Linked DNA regions of Homo sapiens: all the other regions are linked to region 3. The links are chromatin loops, found by intact Hi-C in ENCODE. Cell type or tissue: IMR-90. All regions are shown on one strand. Links, peaks and the distances in the headings refer to the core of each region. The heading gives the core; the rest is flanking DNA. Region 1 overlaps PITPNB (phosphatidylinositol transfer protein beta). Region 2 overlaps MIATNB (MIAT neighbor). Region 3 has its middle 9.4 kb from the start of LINC01422.

What was found. Peaks named below come from ENCODE experiments on the same cell type or tissue, not always from the same donor. Only the 100,000 strongest peaks of a DNase experiment are listed, where the experiment ranks them.
Region 1: a loop joins it to region 3, with 6 times the contacts of the local background. A loop is called at or near these places in 2 of 110 quality-filtered maps.
Region 2: a loop joins it to region 3, with 4 times the contacts of the local background. A loop is called at or near these places in 3 of 110 quality-filtered maps.

What each region holds. Positions count from the first base shown.
Region 1 is chr22:27,865,000-27,867,499 of GRCh38, reverse strand. All of the region lies in intron 8 of PITPNB (phosphatidylinositol transfer protein beta), which reads left to right. Among named protein-coding and RNA genes, the nearest start is that of PITPNB, 53 kb to the left of the region's middle. In IMR-90, for the core only: no CTCF peak of the experiment used is centred there; DNase peaks (open chromatin) are centred at 609 and 1,189; H3K27ac peaks cover 1,974 bases.
Region 2 is chr22:26,675,304-26,680,218 of GRCh38, reverse strand. All of the region lies in intron 1 of MIATNB (MIAT neighbor), which reads right to left. MIAT (myocardial infarction associated transcript) reads right to left here. Exons shown (of 5, transcript NR_033320.3): 5 at 3,741-4,915. Among named protein-coding and RNA genes, the nearest start is that of MIATNB, 4.9 kb to the right of the region's middle. In IMR-90, for the core only: a CTCF peak has its summit at 1,022 (motif pointing left); a DNase peak (open chromatin) is centred at 1,008.
Region 3 is chr22:26,888,320-26,899,491 of GRCh38, reverse strand. No RefSeq gene overlaps it. Among named protein-coding and RNA genes, the nearest start is that of LINC01422, 9.4 kb to the left of the region's middle. In IMR-90, for the core only: no CTCF peak of the experiment used is centred there; a DNase peak (open chromatin) is centred at 4,471; H3K27ac peaks cover 837 bases.

The DNA of each region.
Region 1 (2,500 bases), core at 1-2,500, 970 kb before region 3:
TCCTGTCTGGATCTTATTTCGCCTTTTTGTGAAATTAGATTAACCTACAATTAGTTCAGTCTTTTTAAACTCACATTTAATCTCATGTTTACTTCTTCCATTTAATATTTTCCATTTACCCCACCAGATGGGACTTCCCCACCTTTGAATGCCACTAGAGTCTTGCCGATGACCTTCTCATGGCTCCCAGTGTGTCTTGGGTCAGGGTGGTGGTTTATGTATTCCCCCTGTCTTCCTTCCCCCCACCTCCTCCATCTCCTGTTGTTCACACTGAATTTTAAACGGTAGGCTTTGTGTCTGACTTACCTTGATATGGGTCAGTGCCAAGCAGGGAGGTTTGCTCATAGTAGGGGCTTGTAAGTATTTGCTAGATTCAAGTTAACTACCTTAAACCAAATAAAAATCAAATATTGGACTTCCCATGTATTTACAGAAATATAATGTCCAATTTAGGTCTGTCCAAATGGCTACTAAAATAAATGGTTACCTAAATAAAGTTTAGGTTACCTAAATAGAGAGAATAGCTGAGTTGGGGAATGGGGTTCTGCTTGAAATTTCAGTACATAGACGTCACATATATTTCGTAATCTTGTGTTGATATTTACTGATGCACACACACTGGCAGCACTCCCAGCAGTGCATTTATTTTTAACTTTCTTGGTGAAATCTGGGTTGGAAACTTAACATCACAGAATCAGCAGCTGAAATTAAGCATTCACATTGCCTAAAATTGAAAAATGAAAATATGAAGACAGTTATGAGCCTTACAGAAACTGCTGTGTCTTTGCAAAGCGTTAACTCTGGTTCAGTGTAGCACATACCTATTCCATCTTCATCCCAACACAGTTTTAAATAGGAAAAAGTATGTGTAAACTTGACAAGTCTCATGAAACTGAAGGGACTGTATTTTTAGAAAATACATTTCCAGAATGCCTTTGGATTCTTTTTAAAAAATGTTAAATCTCTTTTACGTTTGTTTATATTTGTTTGTCACAGATTCGAGAAACTAGTTCTTGTGGATAACATGTACTGATTGCTCACTCCTCCAGTTAAACACACTGTGTTTTGTTTAGTTACATTGTGTGCCTCTAGTATACATTACTCCCCCTAAGACCTCATCCACATACCTTAGAGTAACCTAATATGTGTTGTTAAATTAAAAACATGACTCAGGCTTGGGAGTTTCATTTACAGTTAGAAACATGAAATGTAAGGAATTCAGTGAATATACAAACTATTTAAATACAATTTTGGAAACATTTCACAACTAGTGCTTACTGTATTACAGATGAAATTTAAATTACGTAGCAATGAGTCATAATTTGAGGTTCTTGTTAGCCCATGACGTTCATCTTGTAGAACTTTTGATTGTTCTCTTTGTAATCAACCATTCTTTACCTTTTTAAGTTGTCCTTTTAAATTTTCATGCTTTATGTAAAACTCAATTTATTAGCAAAATCATTTTATTTACTCGCAGATTAGCAAAGAGTTAACTGTTTTGCCTTAGAGGAGGAAAATGTTAGGTTTGGGCTGGATTGGAGTTATGTGTCAAAGATCTTAATTCAGATTTTGGTTTTATTTGCTTTGGGGTTGTTTTTTAGCCAATGAAGAAGAAAGAATCAGAAAACATTTTTTTAAAACTTTTATTTTAGGTTTGGGGGTACATGTGAAGGTTTGTTATGTAGGTAAACACATGTCACGGGGATTTGTTGTACATAGTATTTCTCACCGCCCGCCCCTCCCCTGCCCATACCCAATAGTTATCTTTTTTGTTCCTCTCCTTCCTTTCACCCTCCGCGCAACATTTGTATTTTTTTAAAGCCAGAGAGGAAGCTTTGCCTTGCCACAGGCTGTGAACCTCTTGAGAGCTAGGCAGAGACGCTGGAACTTCTTTGGGTCCTGTGGATTCTAGAACATTGCTCTGAGAGTGGGGTCCCAAATATTTGCCCCATTGAGATTTTTCACATTTTAAAGGTTACACATTTCTTCACTAGCATGTTGCTGATAACCTAGAAGAGTTGATCATTTTATTTTGCATGTATACCTTGTGATTGCTTTCAAGAAAAATTAAATATGGGATGGACTAAAGTTACGTATTAAAGATCTTAATTCAGCTTTTAACTTGATTTTGTTTAGCTTTGTTTAGATTTAATTTATTAAACATCAGAAAAAAGAAGCCAAAAGCCAGATTGTTTATAGTGAAAGAAGAATGAAGACTTGAAATAGTACCCAGATAATTTAGGGTAAAGTTGGTCTTTGTCCGAAAATACTCTGCTGAGGGCAAAAAAACTTCTTTAGAGTCAATTTGTTTTTCAGTGTATTAGGTTTTTTTAAATTTTTAAATGATAACTTTGAAAATAATTGTACACAAAAGAAAAAAATTAGTTGTAGTCTCATTTAATTACTATTATTTGGTATATTTTCTGATTCCTGTAGTTTATTTTGTTAGGAATGTTTGTACCATACATAGATACCTATTTATATTAATTCTCCTTTTTTT
Region 2 (4,915 bases), core at 1-2,500, 220 kb after region 3:
GAAACTCGTAAACTATTTCTGAGCACTTCATACATCAATGTGTCCAAACCATTCAGCACAGAGCCTGCATGGAGCAAACACTCGGAAAACAGTACCGGCCACTTTAACTCAATCCAGGTGAATGAAGGTGTGTTTGGAGGTGGAGAGAGAAGGAACAGTTTTGCCTGCAGGAAGAGCTCACAGCATCAGCGAGTTCTTGGAATAGTCTAGGCCTCAGAGGTCGATGGTTGGGGGATCCTGCATTGCTGAAAACACCAGTGTTATCAAAATAGTGAACCCTGCTGAGAGTGGCAGGATGGAATGGAAGCCAAAGGCGTACTTTGCCCATTTGGTGGAGGAGTAAGCTGAGGCTTAGAGAGGGGAAGTCACTTGGCTTGGCCTCTGTTAGGAAAAGGAGCCCTCGGCTGGGCAAGGTGGCTCACTCCCAGCACTTTGGGAGGCCGAGGCGGGTGGATCACAAGGTCAGGAGTTCAAGACCAGCCTGACCAAGATGGTGAAACCCCGACTCTACTAAAAATACAGAAATTAGCCAGGTGCAGTGGCAGGCGCCTGTAACCCCTGCTACTAGGGAGGCTGAGGCAAGAGAATCGCTTGAACCTGGGAGGCAGAGGTTGCAGTAAGCCGAGATCGCGTCACTGCACTCCAGCCTGGCGATAGAGTGAGACTCCATAAAAAAAAAAAGGAAAAAAAAGAAAAGAAGGAAGGAAGGAAGGGAGGAAGGGAGGGAAGGAGGGAGGAAGGGAAGGAGGGAGGGAGGGAAGGAGGGAGGGAGAGAGAGAGAGAAAAGAAAAGGAGCCCTCCGCAAAAATGAAGAGTGGTTTTCCAGAGTTTCTGTCCTCAGCTGCATTCTCTCCAGTCCCTATCCTTGTCCCACCCATGCCAAGTCCTACTCAATGCCCTAAAACTCTGTGATTTCCAGAGTATCCCGTAGAGCATCCAGCCCCAAATGCCCCTGAGAGGAACTGAGTTTCCAATAATAAGCAGTGAGGGTTTGGTGCAACACCACCATCTCCTGGTCGCTCCTGTGAACTACAGCTCTGGCTGGGCCACAGAGCACCTACAAAGCGGACTGGACTCCCAGGAGCTACACGACACTGACATGCAACAGACTAAATGCAGAGGCAGATATCAGAATGCAACACAATCTGTCTTCTATTAGGCCAGACATTAAAGAGATTTACCCTAAGAAAGTAAAATAATGCTGTCTTCTCACTAAATTTATTTTGCTTTGGAAAATACGGTTATTCATAATAAAGCATGTGTTATTTTTGTTAATATGCGATGGGTTTATTATTGTTATTGTGATTTTTCCATGAATAAACAAGTCTTTTTAAAACGTCTCTGTTTTAATTTACAACATGGCAGAGTCTCTACAATGGTTTCCTTCTGTCCCTGTCCCCCATCCAAATCTAGTTTCCATTCACTGCCTCTCCTGGGCTTTGCACTCTGCAGGGGTGATGCCTGTCTGCTGTGCCCTGGGCACCCAGCATTGTATTTGACACACAGTAGGACTCAACAACATTTTGCTGAATGAATGAAACAGGGGCCAGTTGAGCCTTGTGAGTGGCCAGCATCCACAATGCCTTTGAAAAAACACCTGCAACTGGGCCTGGCTGCCCAGAACACTTTTCTGAGAAAAAGGCTGAAAATGCACCCAAGTTCCCAAAGATAGGCAGGCAATCAGCTAGCACTGTGCGTCATATGGCAAGAGTGTAAAGAGCCTGAAGCCAAAATGTTTGAGAACTGCAGTGATAGAGTACTGTGGACAGGGTGGTCAGGGGAGGCTTCTCTGAACAAGTGATGTTCAGCTGAGCGCCAACAAGAAGTCAGCCACGTGAAAACCAGAGGGACATACATTCTAAGTGACGGGAAAAGCCAGTGCAAAAGTAGGTACCCAGGCGAGAGCAAATAGGTGCACTGGTAACAGAAAGGCCAGCAACCTGGCATCCCAGAGGCTAGGGCAGTGCCCACTATAAAAGAAGGACTCAGTAAACAGCTGCTGGGTGAATAGAGGGAGGGAGAGGAGGAAGAGAAAGGAGGACTGGGAGGAAGCTCTCTTCTCATTAGGGGTCTTGTAGTCCTTTGAGGGCAGGGGGGCTCACAAGTTCTGCCAGCCGTGGGAGATTCCCAACTCTTCTTACCACGCCTTGAACACTGCTGCACAGACCAGCCTCCACTTCTTAGCTCAATCTGTAACCTCCTCTGAAGTGTCCACCCTGCCCCCACCCCAATATCCTATCAATATCCTCATCTCCTACCGAACCAGTCCAATGAATCTTGGAGAAGCCATCCTGAAATGCCCTGCACCATCACTATTTTCTCCTGATTTATTGACTATTCCCCATCCTTCAAGGTTCCCCTCAAGTTTTGATTCTCCCAGAAAGCCATCCCTTACTGCCCCCACCCTCACCCCACCTCCTCCTGACCTTCTTTCCAACAGAGCACCTCTGGCCCCCAATCTCATCATCTGGTGCTAACACAGAATGAGGTTTCAGGGAACACTTGCAGGGCATCAAGCGCTGTCTTAGCTCTGCAAGAACGCTTGGGAACCTTCACAATGGCCCTATGAGGTGGGAGTGGTCTCCCCATTCTACAGAGCCGATGGAGGCTCAGGGAAGGGCAATCATCCCCAAGATCTAACAGCAGGTGTGTGGCAAAGCTGGGATTCAAACTGAGGATTATCAGTAGTCTCAATCCTAAGACTGACTCCAAAGTTCTTTTAAAACTTGGCTACCCAGAACACTGTTCTGAGAAAGAGCCTGAAAATGCACCCAAGTTCCCAAAGAGAGATAGGCAATCAACTTGCAATGTCTGTCAAGGATGCTGAAGGGAAGAGTGGCGATGTGTGTGGCTTATATTTGCCAGTCCTTCACGATCACACACTAAACTCTATCTTTTTCTCTGTCACCAAGGAACTCTTTGACTCCCCAGTGAAGTATAAGATCCCTGGCAGGCCATGCGCGGTGGCTCAAGCCTGTAAACCCAGCACTTTGGGAGGCCGAGGCGGGCAGATCACGAGGTCAGGAGATCGAGACCATCCTGGCTAACACGGTGAAACCCCGTCTCTACTAAAAATACAAAAAATTAGCCGGGCGTGGTGGTGGGTGCCTGTAGTCCCAGCTACTCAGGAGGCTGAGGCAGGAGAATGGCGTGAACCCAGGAGGCAGAGCTTACAGTGAGCCGAGACCGCGCCACTGCACCCCAGTCTGGGCAACAGAGCAAGACTCCATCTCAAAAAAAAAATAATAATAAAATAAACAAATTCCCTGGCAATAAGAACCTGGATTTCTGGAAGCACTGCCCTAGGCATAAAGAAGTGTTATTTTTTAAAAATACCACCAGGCACAGTGGTGCACGCCTGCAGTCCCAGCTACTCAAGAGGCTGAAGCAAGAGGATCGCTTGAGACCAGGAGATCAAAGCCAGCCTGGGCAACATAGCAAGACCTCATCTCTAAAAAAAAGAAAAGAAAAATAAATACCAATGGTGATAATGGTTGCACAACAATGTGAATGATACCACCAAGATGTTCACTTAGAAATTATTATGGTGGTGAAGTTTTATGTTATGATTATTTTACCAAAATTAAAAAATAAAATACCCTATTATATTGACTTCTAGGGTCACTCTTGAGGAAAGGCTGACTCACCGAGAGAGCCCACCCCTGCTCCTTGAGAATGCCACTGGCTGCCCCCTCTCCCCTAAACAGCACGTCCCTTCTGCTTCATAGGCCACAGTCATGTTTCCAGCGTGAATTGATTTTTAATAGCAAAATGGCATTTTACACAGAAGCAGCTACATTCATGGATGAAAACAAAAATCCAAGTGACGCTCCTTTGTTGAATCCATGTAAAAATCTGATTTTTAATCTACAGAGAAATTTCTACCCACACATTCGGTATCCCCTGGGGGTAATGACATGGAAAACAAACATCTTTTCTGGTCTGTTAAAGTAAAACAATGGGTCCCTGGATAGACTCTCAAGAGGGCCTTTGATGGAATGGAACCAGTCCCCCCACCCCGAAAGCATCCCCCCAGCTCAACATGTCACCATTTACACCAGCACAGCCCTCACATTGGGTCCACAGCACAACCTATTAAGAAAGGATTATAACACCTGTTCGGATTGGGAGGCCAATTCCTCAGCTCTAAGATCCTGCTCATAGCAAGCTTGATGTTCAGTAGACTCCAAAGCAGACTGAATGAGGGAGGGGTCGAAGAGAATGTGCCTGCTTGGGCTCAGCCTCCTCTAATATTGTCAAGATGCACACACACTCTTAGAATCTCACAACCATCGCCAATCTCTATGTTGGCCTAGTCCCAATCCTTCTGCCTCTGGGAACAAAAGGTTCATTACCCACCAAGGCATATTTTTCCCTCTCTGGGACCAGGATCAGCTCTTGCAAGCTTACTCCACACTTGTATCTGCCCCTTGCAGCCATGCATGACAAATGGGCTCCCTCCCCAATGGAATTATCTTATAGACTTGCAGCCTATGACTGTGTTTCCCCTGATCTTCTCCAGGGACTTCCCACCACCATGGGATGACATGTTTTCAAGATTGCTCCCCTTCCGAGCCTTTATTTTCACCTTGGTCCTCTTTACTTTCCAGTCATTGCAGAGATACTTCCAACTGGGGTAGACATGTATGGATTCTGTTTATCAAAAGATGGACCAAAGGGTCTTCCTAGTTTCAAAAAGTTCTGCTCAGTTGTCTAAAATGTGGCCAGAGGCCATTGCAAACTCCTCTGAGTTCCACCTGGGCTGGAAAAGCCAAATGGCCAGCCTAAAACTCAAATCCACTAACTCCCTTTCTCAGATCATATCCGTCGCTCCCCAAGGCCTAAGGATAAAATCTAAACTTCTTGGCAACCAGACCCGGCACCATGTCCATGTCTCCTATCTCTTGCTACATTC
Region 3 (11,172 bases), core at 3,470-5,969:
GCCAGGGTCACCCAGCTATTTAGGGACAGAGCCAGAACTAGAGTAAATACCTCCTGGCTCCATGCCCAGGTCTCTTTTCTCCCCATCGGGATGCATGCGGGTTCTTAATCAAGGCTCAGGGATATCTACGTAACAGTCATAACATTTGGCATTTGTCACACTATTTACCCCCATATGGTTCCAGAGAAATTTACAGTGATTACACACCAGAAATACACACGTTAGAGAGAAAAGTGCACATTACAAGAGGATTAAAATAAAATAGAGAAGGTAACCAGGGCAAAGGGAAAATGAGAATAAAAAATAGGATGGAACCAAGAATGAGTTTGGCACACAAAACACGCTGTCCGGATGCAGTTGCTAAGCAACTAGTGGCCAAAGCAAAGAAGGGAATAGGAATCTACGTGTTTAAAGATGGAAAATATAGTCAGTTATTCAAAAGAAGCAGATTTCCTTGGTATTCCCCTGGAAGCAATACCTCCTAGGTGATCATACCAAGGCAGCTGTCATGCAGTAGAGGATGCTCTTCAAAAACAGGTCTCCAAGAAATTAAGCAATTTTGACACCATTGATTCTTGAAATGTCTTACAGGGAGGTTGATGAAAAAATGTCAAAGTGCAGTCCAAGAATTCAGAACTTTTGATGTCCACGTGGCCGAAGACCATCATGTTTCCAAAGCCAGTAGTCAGAGTCCATTGTCATCTTACTTGACCTCTCAGCCGTATTTGATACCACTGATGGCTTCACCTTTGTGGGTTGATGTTCTCTCCAAGGACACCACATGCTCTTGGTTTCCTCCAATGTCAGTGAAATCTCCTTCTGGATGTCCACTATCGGGTGCTTCTCCTTTCCCCCAATGCCTAAATCTTGCAGGCTTCGGGACTCAGCTGCAGATGTTCCCTTGTACTTATCTGTCCTCGGTTCTTGGTGACCTCATGGCTTAAACCCATCCTTAGGCTGATGCCTTCATATTTTCTCACTCCAGCCTGATCTCTCTCCCAAAAGAGGTCAGACTCACATATTCATCTGCTCCCTTGACCTCTCCATTTGGAAACTAACGGCATCTCAAGCTTCACAACCCCTCGCCAAAATCTAGATCCCATGCCACTCTTTCTCTAACCTGGTATCACCTCCAGTCCTCATTTCAGGAACAGGCACCATCATGCAAATAGGTGCTCAGGCCTGAAACAACTCAACCTTCACTCAAACAACCCAACCTTTATTCCTCCCTCCTTGTCACATCCAATGTCCAATTCATCAACAAGTCCTGGCAGCTCTATTCCAAAAATGACTTCAAGTGCACTCATCTCTCCCCTCTCTACCTCTTGGTCTTGGCCACCTTCCTTTCCCACCTGGATAGCAGGAATGCCTCCCATCTTGCTCCTGGCCCTACAGTCATTTGTGCAAACAGTATCCAAAACAATTATTTTTGAAATGTCTATCTGAGTAGGTCACCACCTGGTTCAACCCTCCCCTATGGCCTCCCCATCACCAGAAATCCAAGGTCTTGGCAGCGCATGGCCTGAGCCCTGACTCCACTCCCCGATCTCCCCATCGCTCACTCTTCTGCAGTCACACTGGGCTCTTCCCTGTTACTTATGTGTGCTGGGATGCTGTCTTCTCACAGCCTCTGCATTTACTGATCTCTCCTCCTCAGAAAGAGATCTACCAATGCTCTTTCCCTAGACAGACCCTGGCTCACTCCTCCACCCCTAAAACAAAGGAACCACCTCCTCCTCCAGGGGGCCTTCCTTGACAACTTTATTTTAAATGGACTCTACATCCTCCCTCCCACCCCTTACCAGCCTCCCCTGTATCCCTGTAACTTCCCCCTCACCTCCCACCAGCCTCCCTTCCCACTCTCCAACAGTCTAGCTTCTCTCCCACTTCCTACCTGCTTCCCTCTCCCCCATTACCCGCATCTCTCCAGGGCCTCCCACCTACATTGGCCTCTGCCTTACCTCCTATGTGTAGAGGATTAAGTCTCTTCTCCACAACACTATGAGAGCAGAGATATTTGCTTCATTAGTTAACCACTGTATCCCCAAGACCTTGCACATAGTAGGTGCTCAATAAACACATGTTGCACAAGTGACACTCTCATGGTCTGATTTGTTCCAAGAAACTTCTTCAGCTGAAAACTCCAAGGAGATCGGCCCGTGGGAAGAGCAGGGTGGACTCTGAGCACCTCAGTGTTGGCTGACATGCCTAGAGAGACCCACACTGAGGGTTTTGCCTTTGATGATGACACACGGAGTCAGGCCTGGCAGTCCCCTTGGCTGATGCCACCAGGGACACCCCGGTAGTTCTGCAGCTTTCCCTTAATCATAAATATCTCCCCTTGGTGTCAGCAGACCCCTTGGAAATCACCAGAGGAAATACTGGCATCAAACCCCGATAAATTCCTAAATGCCCAAGCCAACCGCACCAATTTACAGCAGGTTTTGACTTTAATAATGTTTTGTCTTAGATTTGGCCCTAATTATAAATCATTTGCAACTGTGGTTTAAACCATAAGCAAATCTTACATGGCATTCTTATTATCTACTTAATATCGCAAAGAGAAAGATTTATGGAATCACATTCCGGGAATTAAGCAAACGAGGAAACTTTTAGGTGAGGGTGAAACACGTGAAAATTATAGTTTTGTCATAAAACGTTGATTGATCAATGATTATTGTAAAACGGTGGTAACTGTGCTGGCGTCAACATAAATCTGTAATTGGCTGGATTTATTCTTTTTCAAAATACTATATTTCCTACAGTTTTGACCATCGTGTTAATATGAATCTGTCAGATTTACTGTGGTTTTAACTTAATTAACTCCATTTAGCTTATGCATATATGTGTGCGTGCGTGCGTGTAGGATGTATGTGTGTGTGTGTGTATATATATACACACATAGATTTATATATGTTATACTTATCCTTAAAATGCAATGTCCACAGTCACTTTTACTTTTTACATAATCGTTTGTGGTTTTCTTCAAATATAATTTTTTACACATTTGGGAAAAACCCATTTTGCGTATGAAGCCAACTCTTGCTGCAGAAATGGGTTCAAAGCACTGTTAGAGTTTTTCACCTGTGGGGTGACCACATCAGGTAATGATATTGCATCTTAGGAGACAGGGAAGACTGCAAAAAGATCCTGAGTCAGGCTCAAATCTTGACTCTGCCACTGAGTGGCTGTATCACCCTAAAGAACCTATTCTACCTCTCTTTGCCTGTCTCATGTGTAAAATGGGAATGGATTACTTGCCCCTACTTCAGAGGCTACTGTGAGGCTTAATAAAGTGATGAATGTTATGTGGTTGGCATGAGGCTTGGCATGCAGTGGATGCTGAGTGCATGTTGTAGATGGCCCTTCCTTCTGCTTCCCAGCCAGGGAGTGGACTTGCGACGTTTGGGGTAGCATGCCCCAAGGAGTGAGGTCAAGGGAAAATCCTAACCCTCAGAGGAACCATCTTAGGAAGGGCCAGTTCCAGTGCCAGAGGGAACCAGCCCAAACACCAGAATCACCTTCTAACCCGATAGGACCAGGGAGATGGTGGGTTCAGATCAAAGCCACACAGGGACAGATAACCATACACTAAATCAAATTTAAAATAATAATAATAAAACAGTAGCTCCCACTTACCCAGAAACACTTTCTTTGCATCAGGTCCTATGCATTTTTTTAGTGGAGAGTAAAGGTCTCACTCTGCCACCCAGGTTGGAGTGCAATGGTTCAGTCAGAGCTCACTGCAGCCTCCAACTCCTGGGCTCAAGAGATCTTCCCCCTCAGCCTCCCAAGTGTCTGGCACTACAGGTGCTCGTCACCACACCCAGCTAGTTTTTCTAGTTTTTGTAGAGATGGGAGTCTCACTATGCTGCCCAGGCTGGTTTCAAACTCCTGGCCTCAAGCGATCCCCCCACCTTGGCTTCCCAAAGTGTAGTATTACAGGTGTGAGCCACAGTGCCTGGCCCATAATTCTTTATAGACTTGATTTTGTTATAAAGCTCAGCAAAGCCCACTAGCACATCAACCTTGAGATGAGAAAATTATGATTTCAGAAATGTGACTTGCCCAAGGTCACACAGCTAATAAGTAGTGGAGCTGAGACTCCAGGCCTACATTCTGAGGCACGGAGTTTTACTACCTCTGACTGTTACTGGGCCACACATTCCTCCAGCAGCTGCCCTCTCTCCTGGCAGCATGCATTCTGAACCGATAATTCCTTCCAAGTCTAAGCCAAGGAAAAAGGAGGCCCAGTTCAGCCACTGCAGTCTCTTCCTGTCTAATTGCTAAGAACAGAGCTAAGAAGTCATTGCTTTGAAGCTGAAACTCTTCTCTTTCTGTGGAGTTTCACGTTTGTATTTAATCGTGCTTTATTTTTCTTGATTCACACTGTGGAGCCAGTTAAAAATATTTTCTGAGAGCCTATTCTGAGTCATTGATTCGTGGTGTCTGTTCTGAAGTTGCCCAGGGTCAAGTGAGTCAGCTGTGGGTAAATGAACCCAGACACTGGATTTCACTGAAAAGTAAACACTCCAAGCAATGGAAAAAAAAATGTTGGTTTCATATATAACTTTCACATGCAAACTTCCCTCCAGTCTTCCCCTTCTTCCTCCACTTCTCCCCCATCTCTTTCTTCTCCCTCTCCCTTTCCTTCCTTTCCACATTGATTTTTCCCTTTTCTCATCTCTCTCCCTCTTCATTTTCTCCAGTCTTCTCTCTCCTTCTTTCAAACTTTTTTCTCCCGTTCCCTTTTCTCTCTTATTTCTCTCTCCATCTCCCTCTCTTCTTTCTTTTCTTTCATTTTTCTCTTCCTTCTTCTATTCTCTTCTCTTGTTTCCTATACTCTTTTCTATTTTGCACACAGGATTTTGTTTTTATTTAGGTGAGACCCACACAGCAGGAAGACGACTGCTATTGAAAAGATAGTTTATTACTCACAGTTCCCAAGAGGAGGGGGCGTAACACGTTACACAGGGCAGAAGCAGCCAGGGAAAGCATAGGCCAGGGCCTTTATCATGGATTTTGTTTTCTCAGTTAATGGTAGCCAAAATAAAATAATAATAATAATAATAGGCTGGGCATGGTGGCTCACACCTATAATCCCAGCACTTTGGGAGGCCGAGGCAGGCAGATCTCTTGAGCCCAGGAGTTCGAGACTAGCCTGGGCAACATGGTGAAACCCAGCCTCTACAAGAAGTACAAAAAATTAGCCTGGCACGGTGGTGCACGCTGTCCTCCCAGCTATTTGGGAGGCTGAAGTGGGAGGATCTTTTGAGCCTGGGAGGCACAGGTTTCAGTGAGCCAAGATTGTGCCACTGTACTCCAGCCTGGGAGACAGAGTGAGACCTTGTCTCAAAAACAGTAATAATACTAATGATAACAATATCATGGGTTTTACTGGAAAGAACAGGTGAGCCAGGGTAGGCAGACTTAGCATTGGCCATTTTGAATAATTTCGGCTGACTCTGGGCTATAGGGGCAGTCCCTAGTTGTCTGGTTCCTGGTCCTGGGGTGATTTGGAACAGGGGGATAGCGTCCTGGAAGGCAGGAGGTTGAAAAAAAGACTCAGGATTGGTTGGTTTGCATATCAAAGGCTTGCTCAGAAGAGAAGTGGTTTGCTACCTCTAGGAATTACCTAACCCTGGGAGGGGCACTCCCTCCTTGGATCCTCAAGACCTCCACAATTCCCAAGCATCATCAAAGACAGAAAGTTAAAAACACGATTTCTACATCTTTTTTCCTTCCTCTCTTTTACTCCTTCCCCTCTCCTCTTCTCTGTTCTCCCTTCTCATTCTCTCCTCCTTTCTGCCTCCCCAGGGCCTGGGAAGAACTCATCGCAAAGGTTCAGGTAAGCAGTAACAAAAGCCTAGGTTGAGTGGGTGGCAAGAAGCCAAGAGAGGAACAGACAGCATCACGAACTACTTGGGAGGTAGAACTCTCGTTTTCAGTGACTGGATGTGGCTCCGACAGCCCTGCTCAGCTCTGCCTGCTGGCCCGAGCTCCGCACCACCACTTCTGGGAAAGCCGCCCCTTCCTTGCTCCAATGGTGGCGGCTGCTGTGTCCTCACCCTGCCGCTATCCCGTGGGTTGGTTGTTTTGCCCAGGCCTGGAATTACCCAAATCCCCTTAAATACACGACTGCAAATGAGGACCCTGGAAAAAAAGGCAATAATTGTGACAGTAACTCACGGGGCCAGGCCTGACACGTCTCTAATTGCCTGCTAAAATTGTCGCTGTCTCCTAAAGTGCAAATTATCACCCGAAATGACAAGAATAATGAATGAGTAACTCTGATGTAATGCAACAATTAGTCCTCAAAGACACTGTCTAATATGGTAATTCAGAACACCCACTCCTTGTTATTAAGTGCCTGATAATTATTTAATTATCTATCTGCCAGCATGATTTACTTGGTTTATTTAGCTGCAGATGTGGGCAGGAGCGTTTGGGTTTAAGGTCAGAGTGAGCTGGCCCCTCCGCTGGCTGCCACATCGGTTTGCTTGGGTGCTGGAGGCTGCCGCCCGTCTGACTTCCCTAATTGGCTTTGGCAGTCCTGACCCAAAGTCGGAAAATTGCCTCTTCTCCACCCCCGGCTCCGGTTCAGGGTCATTCAGGGGCTGAGGGTCTTAAAGATCATGGATGAGAGTGCCTGCCTTCCCCTGCCCCTTCGGACCCTCCGACAGGTGATCAGAGTATTTGGGGGCAGCAGCTGCCCAAACTGAGCTTGATGTGAGTGTTTACTGTGCTGGGCACGGCGCCAACTCCTACACAAGTGTTAGCTCGTTTAATCTTCACAATAGTGCCAGGAGGTAGAGACAACTGGTGCTGGCATGTGACAGAGGAGGAAACTGGGACTTGGAGAAGTGAGGTCATTCGCCCAAGGTCCCACAGTGAACGAGTGGTGGGCCGGGACGAGCCTCCCTGTCCCCAGAGCCACTCTACTCTCCTGGACCCTGACAGTTGCAATGTGAGGATGGCCCCAAAGCTGTGAGTCACAGCTCATCCCAGGCCAGTGCGTGCCCAGAAGGGTCTGGGCAGGGACTCAGGAGGATCAGTGTCCTGCTCTCCAAATCATAAAATCACTGATAGGGAAAGCAAAAAGAGTGGCTCTAATCTCTGTTGGCTCAAGGAATTAACTAACCCAGAGCCAAGGAGTAGAAGGTATTACAGAGAGACAGAAGAGATCTACAGTAAGGGCCGCTTCCTAGCTGAATGCACTTGGGCAAGTTCCTTACCCTCTCAAAGCCTCGGTTTCCTCATCTGTAAAGTGGAGATGGTCAGAATTTGCCTATGATCGCCTGTTGAAAGTACCCTCATCATCAGATACTCTCCACCTTGCACCCTGTTGGGTTTCCTTTACTGAATGTACCTGACTCTCTGATTATCTTGTTCATTTATTTACTTATCCCCCCTCCTACCTGCCCCCACCCCCACCCCCACACACACATAAAACATAAACCCCAAGGGAGCAAGGACCCTGTCTGTTTTATTCCTCCTTCATATTCCCCGCATTGAGCACAATGCTTGGCACATCATGATCTCAGTAGTCTCAATAAATATCTGTAGAATGAATGAACAAATAAAATAATAATCAGAAGCCAGGTGGGGTCCCCAGCCAACTACCCCCTTGCCCAAGTGACTCCCCAGCATCTCCATGCACACAGCTCCCTACTCCCCATCTGTCCTGGCCATTAATGCTGATGACGCCTTACCTTCATGCCCATACATTTTCACCACGCAAAAGGCCATGATGACCACTCCAGCCACAGCTGTCATTTCCTTGCTCTGGTCCTCAGCTGACCTGAGACTCCAAGCTTCCACCAGCTTCCTCATTCCACATTTCTGGGGGATAAGTCTGATTGGTCCAGGCCACCTGGAGCAGATGATCTTGGCATCCCACACACCCACATTTCCATAATGCTCCCCATTTCCAAGCACATCTGCCCAATCTCCACCTTCCAGCACATGACTGTCGGCTGCTGGAGCTCTCTGTGGCTACACACAGGCCACACTGAGAATTAACCTCCCCAGGAGTCACCTTCAGTAAGGGCTGCCAGGAGTTGGTGGGTAAATAGCCCAGCTCCCTCATCCCTCAAATTGAGATCACATAGAAGTGTGAATTCTAGATTGCCTCCCCCACTTTCCCAGTAGGATAAAGCTCTGTCTCTCACGTAGTAGATGCCATTGGTGCCCCACTCAGATCCCCTTTGAAAAGTCAATGCATCCAACCTCCTTGATGGTACATTAAATGTGCATTAAACTGGTGTTGTACATTAAATGTATATTAAACTGGTAATGTACATTGGTAAGTCCAGCCCCCTGCCGTGGTGAATGTTTGCTGCTAACACAGCAGCACCCCACAGCTAACACTGCCCTCCACTGACAGGAGTTGCCTTACCTGAAAATCCTGGAGAGGGTGCACCATCCCCTCTGCACCAGTTGGATACACTGGTGTCATGTAGCCAATAATTGACTAATACAAGGGTACAAAAGGCCAGCCTCTTTACTCCAAGGCAGGACAACTCTAGGGTACAAGTCACACTCCAGAGCTCCTCGTGGGATCAACTGGAAGCGCAAGACGTTACCTGAATCCACGTCTTTTACTAGCTCAGGAAAGGCAGGGCCAAATCTCTCTTGCTCACTGCTGCATCTCCTGCACATAGCACAGTACTTGCTGAGTTAGTAAATGAGTGCAAATGAGTTCATTCATTCATTCATTCACTGATATGAGTGAATGAATGCATATGCATGTATAAACAGATGTATGTACATATGCACATCAATGAATACATTTAAGCCATGGTAATTCCCAAAGCAGGACCTAAGCACCTATTTTCTAAATTATTAGCATGTGCATTTAAGTGGCCAAAGATCAGCAAAAAGGGAGGTCTGGGCTGGAAGTCGGACGGACGACCTCACTTTTCATCCTTGACTCACTGCGTGACTTTGGTTTTTACATCTATTAAATCAGAAAAGCACATTTATTTTTCTCCATGCTTTTTTTCCCCAACTTAAACGCTGTGTAAGTTTATGTTGTGTGTATGTGTGTTTTTTAAACTTTTTAATTTTGATATCATTTTAGACTCCCAGAAAAATTTTAAAGTAGTGTTTCTGGCCCGGTGCAGTGGCTCATGCCTGTAATCCCAGCACTTTGGGAGGCTGAGGTCGGCAGATCACTTGAGCCAAGTTCAAGACCAGCCTGGGCAACATAGCGAAACCCTGTCTCTACAAAAATACAAAAACTGGCCGGGCACAGTGGCATGCAACTGTAGTTGCAGCTACTTGGGAGGCTGAGGCAGGAGAATTGCTTGAGCCCAGGAGACAGAGGTTGCAGTGAGCCGAGACCATGCCATTGCACTCCAGTCTGGGTGACAGGAGTGAAACCTTTTCTCAAAAAAACAAAAATAAAAACAGAGTGATTTCATCTGCCTTTCCCCCAGCTTGCCCTAATGTTCATGGTTTGTGATGTTGAAATCTTCCGTTTAAGTGTCTGGTGATCATTTTAAGGAGGGAGAGGTGAACAGAGCCGTAGAAAGGAAGTCAGTTTCAGAAAACACAGAATGAAAATTCACCTGGCTTAGCAGCCTTCAAAAATGAGGTGGCGGCAGGCAGACAACATTCCTGCCCCTCTCCGTCTCTCTACATGCGTGGTGCATCTGCGGTTTTCTTTTATTTGTGGTCTATCACCTCCTATGCCATTGCAAACAAGAGACTTTATAAATATTTCAAACACTAATAATTTGTGCTGTCCCTACTTAGACTTTTAAATGAACGTAAGAGCATTTCTCTTTGAGGAACCTGCCAAACTGCAGGCTGGTGAAAGAAATACCACCGCCCCCCGTCTGAGCTGGGTACTTGATGTAGACATGGGAGCAGAGGCTATGACTGCAGGTGTGGGATGCCCGTCTCTCCCACACACCTCCCTTACCCCAGCATCTGCTCTGGTGAAGCTCTACCTAGCAGGACAATGGCCAACCTCATCTTTGGATCCACAGGGTGGGGAGATTCTCTCTGCTCCCACAAATGGAGAAATTGAGGGCTGCTAATTTCATGGTTGCTGTTTTAAGAGCTTTGGATATTTTTTTTTTTAGATGGTGTCTCGCTCTGTCGCCAGGCTGGAGTGCAGTGGCATGATCTCAGCTCACTGCAACCTCTGCCTCCCGGGTTCAAGTGATTCTCCTTCCTCAGCCTCCTGAGTAGCTGGGACTACAGGCGTGTACCACCACACCTAGCTGATTTTTGTATTTTTAGTAGAGATGGGGTTTCCCCATGTTGGCCAGGATGGTCTTGATCTCTTGACTTCGTGATCCGCCCGCCTCGGCCTCTTAAAGGGCTGGGATTACAGGCATGATCGGCCCAGCTTTGGCTTTTAAGTCAGACATTCTTGGTTTAAATCCCAGCTCATTCACTGTGTCGCCTTGCGCAAGTCACCTCTGTGAATCTTTGTTTCCTTATCCATGAAGTAAATATTTTCATGATTAAATGAAATAGTGTGTATAAAGTGTGCAAGGCCTAACACAGGCCATGAGCTCAATGCACAGTAGCTAGTATTTTCCCTTTGAATATTTCCTAGTCATTTATAATGGCTCAGACATAATAGAAGTTAATTTATTATTCACATAAACTACCCAATGTAGCTCCAGCTTTGAAGCCATGGGAGAGCCTCCATAAATTTGTTCCCACCCAACACCCAGCAAGCAGGAAGGAGAAGGACACGAAGCATTGTCCAGGAGAGGTTCCTTCTGTCCCTCACAAAGCTCACAGTCTAGGGAGAGAAGAACTATGGAAACGACAACCCATAATATGCAAGGTGGATCCTCAAGAGAGCAGGCACCAAAAACACTTTGGGAGAATAGAGAAGGGGGAAGTTGTTTTGAAAAGTAGAGAATACCCTGGCACACCCTGTCTGAAACCCTTCAATGGTGAATGGTGTCTCATTATTCTTAGGCAAGATAATGATCTCCTTCTCCAGCCTTCTATGTGGTCTAGTCCCTGCCAGCCTCTCCAGCATGGCAGTCCTGACACTCTAGGCTTTTTTTTTTTTGACATGGAGTCTCACTTTGTCACCCAGGCTGGAGTGCAATGGCATGATCTCGGCTCACTGCAACCTCTGCCTCCCAAGTTCAAGTGATTCTCCTGCCTCAGCCTCCTGAGTAGCTGGGATTGCAGGCA